Regions from separate parts of the Homo sapiens genome. Here region 1 is linked to region 2. A link is an interaction called in ENCODE POLR2A ChIA-PET data of the cell type or tissue named here. Cell type or tissue: PC-3. All regions are shown on one strand. Links, peaks and the distances in the headings refer to the core of each region. The heading gives the core; the rest is flanking DNA. Region 1 has its middle 29 kb from the start of TSG1. Region 2 overlaps LOC105377899 (a long non-coding RNA gene).

Region 1 (9,976 bases), core at 1,241-9,240, 99 kb after region 2:
GTGTAGATCTCATGTTAAGGAATCTTATCACAAAATAATAATAACAATAATAAAGAGATGAGAGAGAAACTTTTGAGGTGATGAATACATTTATGATATAGATTGTTGTGATAGTTTCACAGATTTATATTTGTTGCCAGATTTATCAAGTTGTGTATATTAAATATATACATCTTTTTGTGTGTCAATCATATATCTCAATAAAGTGGTATAAAATATTAAAATAAAATAAAACACAAGCTCATACACAAACTAGCATATCAATAAAAATAACCTAATTCTTAATTTTGCATTAACAAACTTATTTTAATTATCTATATATCCATTTCACTTGATAAACAGCTTTTAGATTCCAAAAGTTAAATATAATATTTTAAAGTAATAAATCATAAAAAATAACAATTTTTCATGTGGAGCTATGGATATATATCATATATTAAATCACGTGTGGTATGGGTATGTATATATGACTTAGATTTTATAATTTATATATTATATTGGAAATAATAGGAACAAAATTTGAACTAATTTAAATAGGATAAACATCGTTTTCTTTTGTTCTGAAGTGAAAATATAGATCAGACCCTTTTCTTCAGTTCACTGTGGTTGCTTCAAATGGCTTGAAGCTACTGAGTTAACAAAGTTAGACTTTCCTCAATTTTTTAATATATTAAAATAAAAGTCTCCTCCACTAAAACATTCACTAGAATTATCAAATCTTCACCAGCGAAGTTTAGTCATTAGATAGATGGATGGGTTTCTACTCCTCCTATCATTTTTAATTGTCATGGAATTACATTTATCCTCCCTAAACCAGTACAATGTATGCTTTTCTTGGTTCAGTTGAAAGGGATGCATCCAAGGAAAGATAAGTTATTCCTTTATCACCAAAACATTTATTAAATGTCTATATTTTTAGGGGGCAGTGCTGAGTGTTATAAATGGGAATTAATTAGGCTAAATTCCTGCCTGTATCTCTATTACAACAGAAGATAGACAACAACGATGCAGGAATTTTAAGGCCATTCATTCAACATGCGGGATGCGTTCAACATGGGGATGCAAACAGATAAGTTTTTACCATGAACATTTGCATCCTTGAGCACAGTATATTAGTGTACTGGGTGAAAAGGGTGATGCACACCATGTGATTAATTGCCACCCACCAAACATGGTAAGAAAGATCGCGGCCAAAATCCTATGACTTGACAGAGTGCTGTCCAAATGAAAGCATGATAAGAAGGGGTAGGCACAGTGGTTTTTTTTTTTAATCATCCATATCCAATCTCAGAAATTACTAACAGAAAGGGATTTCCAGCTTGCATCTGCTTTACACATTTTAAAAATCCTTTATCTGCTGTGGGGAAAAATGTTAAATAGGGAATAAAGTAGTTATTGACAAACATCACAGAGAAGCACACGAGAGTAGTGGATACTTCTCATACTCATAGAGATTTAAGCACATGCTTAGAGAATTATACACATTTTATATATTACATATACTCATCACACCAACATACTATTTACTTTACCTATACTCCCCATCTCTACATGGGAAGATCTTATTAATCTTACCACATCTCTATCTCAAACTCATTCCCTCTTCATCTTTTTCAGGACAATCAAATTAACATAAGTTGTGAATCATTTTGGTCTGGATAATTACAATAACCTCCTAGCCATTTTTTTTTGATTTCCCGTTATTGTATTTCATACAGTATTGCTTCTGAGCAAGAAACTCACTTCAAAACAAAAGAAGTGCAAGAATGGGCTCATGCTCATGGATTTCACTGATTTCACCATGTTCCCCACCAATCTGAAGCAGCTGGCTTGATAGAATGATGGAATGTTCTTTTGAAGACTGAATTACAGCACCAGCTAGGTAATAATACCTTTCAGGGCTGGAGCAAGATTCTCCAGAAGGCTCTGAATCAGTGTCATTATGTGGTACTCTTTCTCTGATAGCCAGGATATATAGGTCTAGGAGTCAAAGAGTGGAAATGGGAGTGGCATCACTTACAATTACCTTTGGTGACCCACTAGCAAAATTTTTGGTTCCTGTTTCTGCAGCTTTAATTTCTGTCAGCCTAGAGGTCTTAGTTCCACAGAAACAAATGCTTCTACCAGGAGACACAACAATGATTTCATTGTGTTGGATGTTAAGACTGCCACCTGGCCATTTTGGGTTCCTCATGCCTTTGAGTCAACAGGCAAGAAGAAAGATGTGGTGTTGGCTGGGATTATTAATCCTGATGACGAAGGGGAAATTGAACTAATCCTCCTCAATAAAGGTAAGGAAGAGTATGTCTGAAATCCAGAAGATTCCTTAGTGTGTCTCCTAGTATTAACATACCCTATAATTAAAGTCAATGGAAAACTATGACAATCCAATTCTGGCAGAACTGCAAATGGCCCAGACCTTTCAGGAATGAAGGGTTAAGTCACCCTATCAGGTAAAGAACCATCAACAGGTAAAGAACCAAAGTATATATATTTTTCTCCTTGTAGGGTAGAAAAAAAGACACCCCTTTGAACATGATTTTCTTTGAACATTCATTAAGTATCAGTATATTACAAGCCAAAAAATTCCTTAGCCTTTATTTATTTCATTTGGCATCTAACCTCATTGTGACATAAATTATGGTTTGACAGAAGATCCAACCAAGTTATTGTACGTTTTAGATAGGTATTTTAGGATAATGGTTCATAAAATAATCATTGGTATCAACTACTCTGAGCTGAGCATTTAAAAATTCTTGGTACAAAAGTTCTAAGTGATCATATCCATTCTGCACCTTAGGGGAAGTAATCACAAATTATATTTTGACAATGTATATGTTAGTCAGTATTTTTATTTTCCTGCTATTCAGAAGACTGAATATTCATAGAAATAAATATTTGTGATTATTAGAACCAAATGTAAAATGAACCAATGTTGTTTCTACATTTTTATGTTGAAAATAAACCAGATTTAATTTTCACCCTACGTGAGGTAGGAAAGAAGACACAAATCAATTTTTCGTTCTGAAATGAGACAAAGAGATTCTGGCATTTGTTAGGACTGTCTAAAAGGGAAAAAAAACCTAGATATTTGCTTTAATGGGATAATACTGTGTTTTCATATGTACCACAAAGCTATTTCCATAGCTTTCAGTGGGGGCATATTGTTTTAATTGTTTCTATAGTGACTGCTATGGTTTTGTCTTGGTTCATTCACATTAAGTTGCCAAATCCCTATTTGTGTACATGCACTTGCACTTATAAATATATGCCTGGGATCTGTTAGTGACCTTCCACTGACCAACTCAGCACAAATATCTCTTATCTGAACATTTAGAGCAAAGTTTGGTAAACAGGGCAAAATTCTGGAGGGAAGACATAAATCAAAACTAAAGTAATAAGTTCAAAGACTTGAACTCTTGCTATATATTGTTTTTCAATCTTGGGAGTCATTGAAATGATTACAGAGACCCAAACTATTTGAAATGCATGTCTAAAATCTAACCAGGATGCAACCACATTTGAGTAAAAGGCTATTAAAATGATGAAATCATTACATTGTATCCAAGGATAAAAGACATTGTAAATATTTAGTCTTTCACAGTCACAAACCACTTAAATGAATGAATATAGTCTATTCAATGGTTTATGGTTCCAATAGCCGCCAGGAAATATCAAATTCACATGCTGTCCCAGAACACAAGATTTAGCTTTTGGATTTTTAATTTAGCTAAAAGATGTGTAAAAGCACACAATCATTCAGATCTCTATTGGCTCCACATCTATGTAAAATTATATACAAACAATGTTTAAGCTAGCATTGGCAATCACATTGGCTAACTAACGAATGTAATTAATTGTATTTTTTTAATTTTAATTTTAATTTTTTTTTTTTTTTTAGGGAGAAACAGAAATAATGAAGGATGAAAATTTGGAGAGGCACTGTTTTTAGTAATAGTCTTACATATGAGGTAAGGCTTAAAGTTGCCAAAATGGAATCTGGAAATAAAAATCCATCAGCCTTATGTCTAAAGTAAATCATAATTGTTCTGAAAATGATTAACGCTGGGTGACAGCCAATGCTCCTTTGATAAAATAGTACTTAGTCTGATTCTACAATTGAGTAGACAGGAAATGGCTCACCTTTTGGTAATGAATTAACTCTTTCATACAGGGCTATAGTAATTCCAAAACATAGGTTACAAAAATGGCTCAGATGCCAGGAAATTAAACAGAGTTTCCCAGGATAGCAGACAATTGTTTGTTTGTTTTTTCTATTTCAGTCTCACATTCCTCTAAGTTTTGCTTTTTCTTCTTATGAGCATATTTGGCAAACCATGTACCTATTGTTCAAGGAGCTTCCTACAATTTCTTTGCTGATTTGACTGCATCAGAGTAGAAGTTAGTAAATAACAACATGACAGTACTATTCAGTGACTTTTTACTTTGCAAATTACACAAAATATTTTTAATAACTTTGTAATAAGGTGGGATCCAGGCAGATCAAATTCTCATAATTTGTCAAAGGTAGCCATTAAAATTGTAATAGTTTATTGGAATTTCTTGATTCCTGGAGTGCAAAAAACTATTAAGCTGAGTCTCTGTCATCATATAGTGTATTTAAATGCTTCTTTTAGACAATTCTTTGCATTCCACACCACACTTCCTGTATGCAATATTGCCAAGCTCAGGCTCTTTCTTCCCATGGGCATAACTTAAATGCATCTAGAAAATGATTTGAACTGTAGAGTGCATATCATTTTAAACTGGAGAGAAGAATAAAGCCTTGGAGACAGCACAGTATGTGGTTGTAGTAGTCCAAGGTAAAAATGACCTAAGTGTCAACGAGGGATTTGAATGCTAGACTAGCGTGGTTATTAATGGACAAATACTCTTTCCTCAACGAAGGAACTGCTTCTATTCCTTGTGGTTATGGGAATAGGAAATGGAAAGAGACAACACTTTACTGGCAGACACATTACTGACCCTGCAGAGGCAGCAAGAAAAATGAGCAGAGAAAGCTTCAGAGAAGAGAGTCCTGCCAAGCAGAATAATTGCTGCAAGAAGTACAGGATTCCTTGGACATGGTGGTGACTGGGTTGGATAACCACCTATCAGAGTAGAATGGATCAACCAAAGGGTTGTTGAATCAAATCATCCTAGAATGTTGAAATCACTGGGAAAGAAGCAAAGGCATCCTGATTCCTGTCATTTCTGAGTCATGGGTATTTGAGGGAGCCAACCTCTCACTGCACTTGGGATACACATTGACAGCGATTTGCTAGCCATAAATCTGGCATGATCTTGAATTCAAATATTCATTCTGTAATCAGAAAATGTCTTGATGTTTTGCTTTCATAAGTATGGCTATGAAAATAATATATTAATAAAATGCAGTTTTTAGACCAGTATAATTCTTCAAGACAGTGCCTAAAATAAATAAAATGGTTAGGAGGTTTTTAAATTACAGATTTTAGCAAATATATTTAAGTTAGAAAAAAACAAATATTAAACGTATGTTTTTAGATTTAATATTTAGTTTATTTCTCATCTCAACTTTGCTTACTTATAACAGTAACCAAATTTTATGAAAAAAACATATTTGGAACTAGGTTCAATACAATCTAATGCATAAAAGACATGAAGGAGAAATAAATAGTGGAAGAACATAAATAAAAATAATTAAATAAGAAAGCAAGCCATGCTATTGCAGGCTAAATAATACCTAGAGATGGTCCCCCCTTAAAAAAGGATACTTTGTTTTTCCTCCTCTCTCTTTCATTATGATATAGGGAATCTAGAGCATAGTTTACTCTGGAAACAAAGACAAAATTAAAGGAGTCAGACAGAGGGAAAACCAGTACTCACCTCTGCTACTTTGAACTTGAGAGATAAGTGGAAAGTTTCTGAAAAAAGATGACTTTTATAGAACTGTGTTTTTGAGGTGCTTAAAATTCTTTCACTAGTGATGCATTCTTCCACTTGTGATATATTATTAAATTCTAGAACAGAAATTTATCAAGGCTTTTTGGGTCCTCAAGAAACAATTTATATAAATGAAACTGCCCCTGGAAGGATCATAACATAATCAGCAGACACTTGGCCAGTTTTCTTTATAATAATGTTAGAAAATCTTTGCTTGCTGGTAAGAAAAAATAAGATAGTCTTCTAAGAAGCTGTGACTAAAGGAAATTAGGTACCTGAATTGGGAAGAAATGAAAATAGAAAGGTATCAGAGATGGGCTTTCCCTGGATCTATGCCTTTTCTGCAGTTTGCTTCACTCTACGTACAAAGGGGTCCAGCTCTAGCTGTTCTTCCCTAATGATATTATTGGCAGTCAGCTGAATGTCTGCACAGAGAATGTCACAGTCACGGCAGGATTTTTTCTGTATTGAAAAAGCAGAAACCAACTTCTTGGCACTCCATCAGAAGAGATGTGATTTCCTAACTAAAGCAGAATGCTCAATCAGAACAGTTTTTGGAACTTTTCCCTCTGCCATGGAACCTGGTGAATGGTTTGTGTTTTTCCAAAATTACTTGAAATTTAGCTGCTAGGAGGCTGTGCCGACCGTTCCAATTTTTCTTTCAATTTTGCATTTTATTGGATGCTTCCCTCAAGTCTTCCAGCATAGTTCAGTCATTAGTCAGAGCTGGAAGATTTATTATTTACTTTGACAGTCACCAGCCTATTTTGTCAAACCATACACATTACTGCTCCATTTGACAGGTGTTACTCTTAAAATCCTTCAGTTTATTTTCCCCCTTTGTGTGAGGCTTCTATGTCTACTGTCTTGTTTACTTTCCCAAAGGAAGCACAATATGTTTTCTGGTTGATAAAAGCTTGGTTTTGTTGCTACTTTTCAGTGACAGATTAAGCAGCCATTGGTCAAAAACTTTTTTCTTGATTTAATCTAAATTTTGGTGACGTGCTTACACTAGGAACCATTAGGAAATAAAATAAAACAAAAGAAAGAATAGTGAATTCAGTGTAAGTAGAGGCAGAAAAACATTGCCATTTTACCTGCAATGTACATATTGCAGGGTATATCAAAGTTAGAATTTCTTTACTCTAAAAGAGCTCTAAGGTTAATGTATATTACAAACTGTCATATAAGAAAATACAGGGAGCTATGATGACATAGAAGAGAGCACTACCCAGATTAGAAAAGTCAGGTAGGTCTTCCTGGAGAAGATGACAGCTAAATTGATTTGTAAAGATAAATAGTAATGCAGAGAAAAGGAGATGACAGGATGGGCATTCTATGTGGATGCCAATATAGGAAGGATGGTGAATTTGATTTGAATATATTGCTTATAACATATCACGAAAACATTTGTAGATATATATATGTATATTTTTTTCTGATGTTTGTGACTCATCTCTGTTACCCATTTAGTTATCTAACTTCCTTTTCTGCTTGAATGTTATCTCTTCAGGAAGCCTTCTCTGACCACCCAATGTAAATACTTCTTTACCACTTCCTTGGTAGCTCTTCATCTTTAAGCCTTGCTTCATGTTTTTCTTTTCTTTCCTTTTTTTTATTTTGTTTGTTTGTTTTTTTTTTTTTTTGAGATGGACTCTTGCTCTGTCACCAGGCTGGAGTGGTGCAGTGGTGCGATCTCGGTTCACTGTGACCTCCACTTCCCAGGGTCAAGCAATTCTCCTGCCTCAGCCTCCCGAGTAGCTGGGATTACAGGCACGTGCCACCATGCCCAGCTAATTTTTCTATTTTTAGTAGAGATGGGGTTTCACCATGTTGGTCAGGCTGGTCTCGATCTCGTGACCTCGTGATCCACCTGCCTCGGCCTCTCAAAGTGCTGGGATTACAGGCATGAGCCACCGTGCCTGGCCCTTTTCTTTTCTTTTCTTTTCTTTTCTTTTCTTTTCTTTTCTTTTCTTTTCTTCTTTTCTTTTCTTTTCTTTTCTTTCTTTCCTTTTGAGACAGAGTCTTGCTCTGTGGCCAGGCTGGTGTGCAGTGGCATGATCTTGGCTCACTTTAACCTCCTACGTCTCCCAGGTTCGAGCGATTCTCCTGCCTCAGCCTCCCAAGTAGCTGGGACTACAGGCACATGCCACCACGCCCAGCTAATTTTTGTAGTTTTATTAGAGACGTGGTTTCACCACGTTGGCCAGGATGGTCTTGATCTCTTGATCTCGTGATCCGCCGCCTCGGCCTCCCAAGTGCTGGGATTACAAGCGTGAGCCACTGTCCCCAGCCTGCTTTATGTTTCTTATGGGAATGTTTCATTGTCTGTCAGGAAGGAAAACAAATATTTAATAAATTAATTGTTGTTAGTCCCCTTCTGTTTCTTAGCTATACTGTGCAACACACTACTTTAATACTTAGTGGCTTAAAATGCAACCAGCTTATTAGTCATGATTCTGTTTTCCAAGAATGAGAGCAAGGCTTGTCAGGGATGGCTCGTCTGTGCTCTGTGATCTTGGCTGCATTCACTCATTCAGGTGATAGTTGGGGTAGAGGATCAAAGGTGACCTTACTCACATGTCAGGAACCATGGTGCTGGGCTGCTGCTGGGGTCCTTTTATTCACATGGCCACTTTCTCCAAGTGGATAGCCTAGACTTCTTTTCTAGAAGCCTTAGGATAGCAAAAGAATGAAATAATCAGCGGCTATGTCTCTTAAAGTCTAGGCCCTGAACAAGGACAATTTCACTTCCACCACATGGTTAAATCAAATCTAAAGTCAATCCAGATTGAAGGAGAAGATAAATAAATTCCGTTTTTTTTTTTAACATGAGGAGTAGCATGTACCTACAGGCAAGGGAGGGATTGTTACAGCCATTTTTGCTAGCTATTCCCCATACTCTCTAGAATTCAAACTGCTCAAGGACATAATCTAGTTGTTTGGAATCAAGAATATAGTTGCTCATTTATTGACTTTTCATCGTGTCCACATTGAAGGACAATTAAGTACCATATTCACATCTCCAGTCCTGATTTATTTTTTACTGTGACAGGTTCTTGCTCTGTCTCTCAGGCTGGAGTGCAGTGGCACAATCCTGACTCACTGCAACTTCAACCTCCTAGGCTCAAGCCATCCTTCACCACAACCTCCCAAGAAGCTGGGAAGCTGAGAGAGAATACAGGCGTGTGCCACCATACTTGGCTAATTTAAATTCTTTTTCTTTTTTTCTTTTCTTTTCTTTTCTTTTTTTTTTCTTTTTTTCTTTTTTTTTTTTTTTTGAGAGACAGGGTCTCACTGTGTTGCCTAGGCTGGTCTCAAATTCTTGGGTTCAAGTGATTCTCCCACCTTGGTCTCTCAAAGTACTGGAACTACATGCATGAGCCACCGTGGTTGGCCCTCAATATATTTTTAAATTGGAATTTTAAAAAATGGTCTCTGTTTATTGGACATTTATATTTATATGCCCTAGCATTGCTTCAGAAACAATAACAATAAATTCATCTTTCCTCCTATTTTATTTTTTTCTCCCAATTTTTCTACTCTGTAAATGGTATTCTTTAAGACTTATATCATCACCAAGGATTTAAAATGTGAAGTTACTTTTCTCTCTCTCTCTCTCTGTCTCTCTCTGTCTCTTGTTTTTGCAATCAGATGGACCCAAAATCATATTTGAAAATTGGTTCTACTATGTACTGACAATGTGGAATTGAGCAAATCACTTAACCTTTCTGATCCTGTTTATTCTTCATTTAAAATTGATATGATATCCTCATCTCAGGGTTGTTTCAGAAATTAGTTAAAAGAAAACTTTGTAGACAGCCTGAATAAGATATTAAGCACTCACTAAATGTAAATTTCCAACTTTAGAAAGTTTTTTCTAGTGATTATATTATCCATGTGCTATTATTAACATTTTATGTATATACTATGTTTTTACAACAAAAGAGTAAACTCCTTGAAGACAATGACTCCAGAATTCTTAGGGTAGGGTCCTACATACTTAGAATTTGGAGCATGATAAGCTCTGTCAAATGAGTCACACTAACAT
Region 2 (9,976 bases), core at 562-8,561:
TGTCTATAATAAAATGTAGACCCTCCCTGCTGCCAGATGCTTCTTCTAGATCCCTCTCATTAGGCAAAAAGAAGTATGCAGTTCTCCACAGCTGCGGCAGTATCCCCACCCCAGCCCCCATTCTACTTTCCAAACTCTTGTATTTACACCATCTCCCTGTGAGGAGAAGCCCACTAATATATTCTCTGTCTCAGCTGCACACAACTTCCTGGAACAGCTCCCAATAAAAAGCCTAAAGCTTCCTCCCTACAATCACACAAGTTTAAGTCTTTTCCCACCACAGGCAGACCAGGTCACATATCTTATACTCTAAAGAAGCATTCTTCCTTTCTGCAATTCATAGTTAACAATATGGTGATTCTGGCTAAAAGAAATATGATCACTACCCTCATCCTATAAGAAGCCCACAATTCCTTATAAAAATATCACCCACTATTTCTTCAAATGGAATGTTATAAAAAACTTAAAATTGCAAGTATGGGGGATGGGGGAGATACAAATCTTGGGGAGTTTGTATAAAATAATGCATGAAAAGGGGAATATTATCTGGAATGCCAGTCACATAAGCAAAGAGAAGAAAATTGATTTAAAGGAATAACATGAACACTGAGTCCAGAAAAAATGCTGTATTTACAAAATTCTAAATATCTTTGTGAAGAACAAATCTTCTGTTAGTAATGTACATGTTTTTAAATAGCTGAGTATTTGATATTTGCTGGATATTTGATATTGGGTGGGTATATGTGAACAGATACATTTATAGTTATCCCTAGACTTTTTAAGTGTTTACCAAAAATAAACATAATAAAATCAGGTTTTAAAATGGGAGATGAGAAATACTAGCCAAATTCAATACTACCACATCTCAGTACAGATTCCTTTTATCCCTTGAGGATCTGTGAAATCTGACACTGCTCTGTAGGCAAGCTAAAGCAGTGTCCAGAATACCATCCAACATTAGAGGACACACAGATTTAGTTTCAACAACCTTGACAGATGTGCACATCTCTATTATAGAACTAGGACACATATATAAGTAGATGCCCTTGCCCTCGGTTACTTCTGTTTTATAAATGCAAATACCAATTTAATTAAATCATAGACTCGAATGGGCTTTCCAGAGTACAGAAATGAACCTCCACTGAAAGTGTCTTGATTTGAAAACATTCAGAGGAAAACACATCTATTTAGTTTAAGAAGTATTTAGAAGGTCATGTTGTCAGAGAAATCAGTGACCTGCTGCAAGTCTTTTTCTAATTTTAAGCTGTGATGGATTATCCATGCACAAGCAGCGTGCACTTATAAACCAAAGCACAGATAGGTTTGATATGATACAGTGGTTTTAAACTGTGCTTTAATTTGCAGCTATTTGAACTACTTCCATTTTTTACAGATATTGAAAATTGGAAATGAGTCAAGCAGTAGCATGTTCCAACATATTGCTCCAAGAAGCAGCACATCAATTCACCATGTACAGTGAGAGTCTAAAAATTAATAACTAAGTAAAAGATACTTAGCTTTAAAAAATCACATAATAGGAGACTAGAACAGGCTTTTATTAAAATCTGGCTGTTGCAGGGAAAAGTGCTAAACAGATGGAGTACGGAAGTCCTGGCAGTGACAATTGCTAACTCTGCAACATTGGTCAAATCCATATCTTCTTTAAGCCTCAATTGCCACTTTTATTAGATGGGGAAAAAAACCAGCCACTTGTATGCATGACTAATGTCAGAATCAAATGAGATAACATATTTAAAAAATTGAAAGCTCTGCAATGTTTAGTTTTATTATTTTTCTGACCATACCATTGGCCACAGTAATCTAGTTTTATTAAAATAATTATTTGTATACTGCTTTTCATGTCTATTTTTCAAAGATTTATTTTGCTCCGTTCATTTATTCACTTACCATCAAGCACTGAATTTGCCATGTATTTGTCACCTGTGATTTCCTTCCTCGTTGATCTAATATCTGGTAAAAGAGATTGACATAAATAAGTGTAAAAAATATTATAAATAAAATAAAGGCATATATAGTAGATGTGTTTGTGGCATGAGAGAATAATCAACTAACTCTTTCTGAAGGAGTGAAGAATTACTTCATATAGAGTGTGATAGTTAATATTGTGTCAATTGGGATGCGCCATGGGGTTCCGAGGTAGTTGGTCAAACATTATTCTGGGTGTTTCTGTGAGGGTGTTTTCATATTAGACTAACCTTTAAATCAGTGGGCATGAGTAAAGCAGATTGCTCTGCGTGTTGTGGGTGAGCCCCATCCAGTCAGTTGAAGGCCTTAATAGAACAAAAAGACTGACTTCCCAGGATTAAGAGAGACTCCTTCAGCTGACTGTCTTTGGATTTCATCATCTGTAACACTGACTCTTCCTACTTAATGGCTTTCAAACTGGAATATTGGCTCTCCTTCAGTCTCCCATACCACCAGGCTACCCTGTAGATTTTGAATTCATAGCCTCTATAATCACATGAGCCAATTCTCATTAAATATCTCTTCCCTCTGTCTGTCTCCTATTGGTTCTGTTTCTCTGGAGAACACTGACGATTACAGATAATGTTCCACTTATGCTAAATATTAAATATAGGTGAGAATTCGAGATGTGGATGATGAAGTAAAGGACCTCATAAGTAGAGAAAGCAGAATGTGAGGAATTATATTTGGGCTGTACAGAAACTAAAAAATCAGCCTAGGTTATCAAGATTGGAGGTTCCTATGGAGTGCAGAGGCAAGAGATGAGTTTGGGTGTGAGATCATGAAAGTGACTTGTATGCCACCAAAATGCATGTGGATTTTAACCTATAGGAAATGAAAAGCCATTTGAAGGATTTAAACAAAGAAATAAGATGATTAAATTTGCATTTTAAAGGATTACTATAGCTGCAGTGTCATATGGATTAGAGAGGGTCAAGGCTGCTGGCAGAGAGATTATTGAACTAGCATAAGCCAGGATAATGAGGTCCTGCACTAATTCAGTAGTGGTGGAAATGGAAACCAGATGGATATAAAAGATACAAAAGAGATAGAATCAACAAAATTCAATAAGTCATTTAGCATGGGGATAAAGAGGGGCTAGATAAGTTAAGCAGGATGCCTAGTATTCACTGTTGGGGAATTGGATGAAGCTGATATTGTAATACAGATAAAGGCAGTTTGTGAAAAATGAGAATTGGTTATAATTTGAGCATGTTATATATGTGACACATGTGGTAGCACCAGAAAAAGGTGCCTAACAGGAAATCACATATATGAATCAAGAGAAAGAAAGACAGGGCTAGAATTGTAAAGGTAGAGATTTGGGACACTAGATATAAAACTTATGGATATTGATAAGATGATTCAGGAAAACTGTGAAAAGTGAAAAAGGAAGGTGACTGAGAAAGTAGGCTAAGTCTCACGAAAAATGAATCCCCAGTTTACTGGTTAGGGACATTTATGGAGTTAGGATCAGGGTAAAAGGCCCTTCATAAGATGGGCCTTGGAAAATAACAGACATTTAAATTCAAACACAAGTTATGATTTGTGTTTAAATTAAGTATCTGTTATGTAAACATGCAGTTGGATCTTACTTTGCACGTCATCGCCTATCTTTTAACCTTATTTAAATTATCTCTACAAAGTCAGTGTTTTAGTGAGATGCAAACACTTTAGAAATCTTGGACAATGATAAACGGCATTGATTTAAAATTGATGCTCTTAAGTCTACCTGATATTTTAAGAAAGAATTATAGAAGGCAACCTATAGTTACACTTTTTCTCAGAGTGTGTTTCCTCATCTGGAAAATAAAACAACTTCTAAAACAAATCAGTGTTAAATAGATTGATCTTTAAGGTCATTTCTTGCAATAATGGTCCATGGCCCTGTGGTTAATGTCTTCCTAATGTTATGTTCTTAAGTAAGTGGCTCCTCAGTGCTGAATTACTTTATATTTTCTCATTTTTTTGTTTCAGTAGCTTTACAGGTGCAGGTAGTTTTTGGTTACACGAATGAATTGTATAGTGGTGAAGTCTGGGATTTTAGTGTACCTAGTGTGCCTGTCACCTGAATAGTATACATTGTACTCAATAGGCAGTTTTTCATTCTTTACTCCACTTCCACCCTCCCGCTTCTGAGTGCTCAATGCTCTTTGTATCACTCTGTGTGCCTTTGTGTACCCATAGCTTAGATCCCACTTATAAATTAGAGCATATAGTATTTGGCTTTCTGTTACTGAGTTATTTCACTTAGAATAATGGCCTCCAGTTCCATCTGAGTTGCTGCTAAAGACATTATATCATTATTTTTTTATGGATGAGTAGTATTTCATTATATATATATTATATATATATATACACACACACACACACACACACAAACACACACACACATATACACTACATTTTCTTTATCTACTCAATGGCTGATGGGCACTTAGTTGATTCCATATCTTTGCAATTGTGAATTATGCTGCAATAAACATATGTATACAGGTTTTGTAAATATAGTGACTTATTTTCCTTTGGTTGGATATTCAGTAGTGGGATTGCTGGGTTGAATGGTAGATCTACTTTTAGTTCTTTAAGAAATCTTCATATTGTTTTCCATAGAGGCTGTATTAATTTACATTACTCCCAGCAATGTATAAGCATTCCCTCTTCACCACATCTGTGCCTATACTAATTGCTTTTGGACTTTTTAGTAATGGCTGTTCTTTCTAGGGTAAGATGGTATCTCACTCTGGTTTTAATTAGTGATTCATTATTTTATTGTATGGGAGGAACAATTTGGACATTTTAGGCAGAATCAATAACCTTCTGGTTTTAAAAACAAAGATCTTACAACATCCTATATTAATCCTCATTGGTGACCAAGAAGATCTTCCTGACACAGCTTGTAGAACTATAAGGCAAGATTTGACAAACTATGACCCACTGCTCAAATCTGACTCATGGCTTGAATTGACATGTCACAGGAGCTATGAATAATTTTGACATTTTTGAAAGGTGAAAGTAGTCTAATAGATGGAGGGAGAAGAAGAGAAGAAGAGGGAAAAGAAGTGGGAGGAGAAGCAGCAGTGGCAGAGGCCATATGTGGCCAATAAAGCTAAAACTAAATTCTATCTATCTATCATCAGCCTGCCTATAGAGAAAATAATTGCTGACCTCTGCACAGAGTATATTCATAAACAATGTCCAACTATGAGAACGATTGCATTAACATAACCATCAAAAAGCAAACAAAAATCCACCACTGCCAAAAAGGTCCCTATTTTTAAAATTTGAGATAAATTACTAGCCATTTGTATCTGTTTGCATGTGCCCAAAATGTCTTCTTTAGTTGTACACACAGTCTTTTGGAGAGCCCTGTTTTTCATCTCCAGCAGAAGGCAAAACTATTCCAGATATACTTAATCAGTTACCTCTAGTTGGTGCAAGTAATAAATGCCCCTGTTAGTTACAAGTCTATCACTGGCTTGTGAAACAGTCCTAACTCCTAGCTTTTCTCTCCGCTATAAAAACACAATGCTGATTTGTTATTAACCAAATAACTAGTACAAAATTCTAGGACAACCAACATATCAACCAAATCTTAGAAAAGAAACACGCTTGATACTTTTAATAGTTTCTGAAAATTTAAAGAAAAATCAATTGCTATTCTTATGGATAGGAAGACAAAGCTTCTTTGAAATGGTAGCCTGTGGGTTTTGTTTTGTTTGGTTTTTAACAGCTGTTTGTTTTTTCTTTTAATAGTTCCCCACCAACTTGCACATAACTCTGCTTTTCTTCATTTACTCCTTGGAAAAATTCCTCACCCAAACCTCTCACCTGCTCCCTTTGTTTCCTCCCTCCTGAGAAACGGGTGGGAATACCAGCAACTGCAATAAAATGCACAGACACATATGCACACACACACACCCACACCCACCACATGCACATTCCTCCTGCTCCGGTTCCTCTGTTTGCTTCCCAGCTGATCCAAGATATCTACTTATTGGTTTGTTTTCTTCTCTATCATAAAGACTGTGTATTCTACTCTTCTGAGCACTAAGTATTTCTATGAAAGATTTAAAAAAAATATTTCTTAGATTTTCAAACAGAATAAGGTGTTTATTCTTATTGAGAAAACACATTTAAGGATTTGTAAAAGAACAAAGCATATGGAAATGTCACTCTAGCAAATGGTCATATTCATTCAAAGAAAAACAACACACCAATGTCCAAAGACATGAGATGTCTCACTGAATTGAGCAAACTACAATTAAAAATCTAGCATTGCTGGATTCCAAAACGATCATATTTGGATCCATAAAATGAAGTATTTTCCTATTTCCCTGATTTCTAATTATTTAAAATTTAAGGAAAATCAGATTAGCAGTACTCTTACGCATACTCATAATTTTTCTATTAAAGTTTACCTTATCATTTAAAGATAGCCAGGACCTAGGGAGACATACTCATGCTACAATACAGAGTACACAGAGAATATGAGGAAGGGATAATTTTATTTTTCTTAGCCTAATAGGCTACTAACCCAATTTGTTGATACAAGTTTGTAAGGTATACACAGGCCACTTGAACAAAGAAAATGAAATTAATCACTAAAACATCAGTCAGGAGAAATGACCTTGAGTTAATGTTCCTTTTGAAAAAAAAAAAATTCAAACTTCTGGAGAATCATAAGAAGCTCCGGGGTGTAGGCACTGTTGTGCTTTTCTGAACCCCCAGTGAAGCCTGTGAATGTTACTCAATTCCACTATGGTGAGGTGGATTGTCTTACTGTTTCTACAGCTGCCAGGGTATTAAATTCTGACTGCATCCAATGCTGTGATCATCGTTCTGTGTCTAACCACACACCAGTCAAGTGTTGGATCTAGTGCTGGCAAAGGACCTTTCCTTCCTGGAGGCTGTTGGGCTCCGATAAGTACAAGTTTTCTTGTTCTCCAATTATCTGTCTGTCAGCCATGAGAGCTCCTCACCCACCACTGCTAACCTTCGTGGCTTGTTGTATAGATTCTGTATGATTTCCAATTAGGAACAATGTTTTAGAAGGGATATTAATCCTGCCATTTTAAAAGTCAAATCTTTGCTTAACAGAAAGGAGCGACACTTTCTTCTCTCTTTCTCTCTCTTTTTTTTTTTTTTTTTAGAGACAGAGTCTGGCTCTGTCACCCAGGCTGGAGTGCAGTGGCATGATCTCAGCTCACTGGAACCTCTGCCTCCTGGGTTTGAGCAATTCTCTGCCTCAGCCTCCCTCTTTTTTCTTTTAAGTGGGCGGTGGCAGGCACCACTACCTTCAAACTTTAAATAGGTATTAACCAATAGAAGACAGAGAAAATGAAGATAAACGGCTTGCACCTGTTCTTTACCATGCACTTCTCTTCACCATAATTTCAGCTATTGCCACTTGAGAATACCAGATTTTACCATTTACTTTGCATTGCCATGGAAAGGCAAACATATAGCAATGATTTACAAGAAATAATACCATAGATAATACCATATATATTTTTAAATGCCATTCATTTATTATTCAATCATTTTATATTTTTTAAAACTTGCCAAAATGTGTGCTAAATCATTATGGAAGTTTCTGTGTAGTGTTGCTAAGGAGGTGCCACTTATGTGTATATAAAATTGCTTATTAGTTTTTTAACATTTTATAAAATATTTTGAAAGAAACTTATTTTCTATTGTGTGTAAATTAACCTCATTCAAAATACTAATAATAATATTCCAAAAATAAAACATACACATAATCTTTATATAAATGTATATACACATTTTACAGACTATCCCATTTTTCACAAAAATGTATCTTCACTAATTCTTATTTTCCAAGAACAATGGGAATTTGATGTGAGTTCTTGTAAGTTATACAAATGTTTTATATGTTTCCTCAGTAATAACTATTTGTGTAGATTTTGAAAGTACAAATAAGAAAAATATTTATGAGGAATGCATTTTGAAACAGGAAACACACAAGAATGAAGAGAACAATCACTCGTGAATGTCCACCTATCATCATTCCTTTACAGTTCCAAAATCTTCCTAAGGAATAAAACCTGCCAGGTAAAACTTTCAGCTTCCAATAATAAGTCGCAAATACAGAAAGATGAACTCTATAAAAATAATTTAAAATAATATCAGAGTTAACATAAAACTGTTTTAAATATAAATTATGCCAAATTTTCTAGCAAAAAAATAATTAGTATAACACTTGGAAATAAGACCAAGATTCACATTGCCATTAGATTTTATATTGCAATTAGTGGCATGTAATTTGTGTAAATTGATGCCATGATGCTGTTTATGGTAATTTCCCTTATTTTTCACAAAATTTAAATCTGTAACACAAATTTAAATAGACTGGTTCTTTCTTAAAAAATGAAGTAAGGGTCAGGAGAGGTGGCTCACTCCTGCAATCCCAGCACTTTGAGAGGCCGAAGTGGGCAGATCATGATGTCAGGAGTTCGAGACCAGCCTGGCCAACATGGTGAAACCCATCTCTACTAAAAATACAAAAATTAGCCAGGCATGGAGGCAGGCACCTGTAATCCCAGCTACTCGGGAGGCTGAGGCAGGAGAATTGCTAGACCTGGGAGGCAGAGGTTACAGTGAGCCGAGATCGTGCCACTGGACTCCAGCCTGGGCGACAGAGCGAGACTCTGTCTCAGAAAAATAAAGAAAGAATAAAATAAAATAAACGAAGTAAGTAAACATATGGTGATGCTTGCTGAAAAGCACGTGAATGATTCTTGATGTCAGTAGTAGCCAGAATCCATAACTCTGTAGATTGTAGCTTTACTCACATTTATATATAATTAAAACTTTCTCTTGTTTTCAAGTATATGTTTAAAGAACAAAGAGAGGATTATCAATAAATTATACACAATTGAATTTCAAATGTCTGATAAAAGATAGCACCTGGCCATTTGGATTTTCCTTATAGGCAATTAGAAATAACAACAATAAACCTATTAACATTTTTCAGTACTTATGGTACGCCAGGCAATGTGTTAAGAGCATTATGCAAATTGCCTGTTTTAATTCACACAACAGTATAGGAGCAATATTAGTATCAATTGTATTTTACATAAAAATAAAATTAGGGCTTAGAGAAGTAAAGAAATTTCCCTAAGGACATATAGCTATTCTGTGATGGTCTTTCTCATACTAACATCCATTCTTCTAACCATAACTTAAATAAAGTTGGAAATAAATACTCAGACGTACAGAACGATGTTTACAATCAAACTGAAAAAAAAAGCAAAAAAAGAATGTTTTCAACATTTTTCCTAGAATTAAAATTTTAGCATTACTGCTGAATTTTCCTTTAATTTCAGATATTTTCCTCACCTAATTTAACTTGGCTTTCATAGGCATAGGCTATACATGTAAACTATGCTATAAGTTTTACCAATGAGAACTTTTGAGAAATATTATTAAATTCATTATGCATATAGCTAAAATGCATTTATGTTTTAAATACTACCCGTAGAGAAAATCACTGTAGAGCAGGAGAATGGAGTGTGGAAAACCAAGTCCTAATATTAAGAGGCTGCCTGATGTGTCTCAGAGCCTCAGCTACCACCCTGTATCCCAGGTGCTAGGGTTTAAATGTGTTTGTTCTCTCAAAAACTCATGTTGAAACTTAGTCCCCAGTGCAACAGGATTTGGAGGTGGCACCAGTTGGATGTGTTTAGGTCATCAGGGCTCCACTCTCATGGACAGAGTAATGTTACTATAAAAAGAGCTTGTGTAAGTGGGTTTGTTCTCTTCTGCTATGTGAGGAATGATCCTTACCTCCAGATGATGCAGTGTTCAAGGCACTACCTTGGAAACAGAGGTTTGTCCCTTAGCAGACAAGAAACCTACTGATGCTTTCATCTTGGTCATTCAAGTCTCTAGAGCTGTGAGAAATAAATTTATGTTCTTTATAATTTATCCAGTCTCAAATATTCTGTTACAGCAGCACAAAATAGAC

What was found. Peaks named below come from ENCODE experiments on the same cell type or tissue, not always from the same donor. Only the 100,000 strongest peaks of a DNase experiment are listed, where the experiment ranks them.
Region 1: POLR2A ChIA-PET joins it to region 2 with 11 read pairs; 2 of 35 experiments call an interaction of 5 or more read pairs at or near these places.

The regions. Positions count from the first base shown.
Region 1 is chr6:93,672,590-93,682,565 of GRCh38, forward strand. No RefSeq gene overlaps it. Among named protein-coding and RNA genes, the nearest start is that of TSG1, 29 kb to the right of the region's middle. In PC-3, for the core only: no CTCF peak of the experiment used is centred there; a DNase peak (open chromatin) is centred at 5,182; H3K4me3 peaks cover 1,051 bases; H3K27ac peaks cover 4,266 bases.
Region 2 is chr6:93,574,764-93,584,739 of GRCh38, forward strand. The region is part of intron 3 of LOC105377899 (a long non-coding RNA gene); the gene reads left to right. Among named protein-coding and RNA genes, the nearest start is that of TSG1, 130 kb to the right of the region's middle. In PC-3, for the core only: no CTCF peak of the experiment used is centred there; no DNase peak of the experiment used is centred there.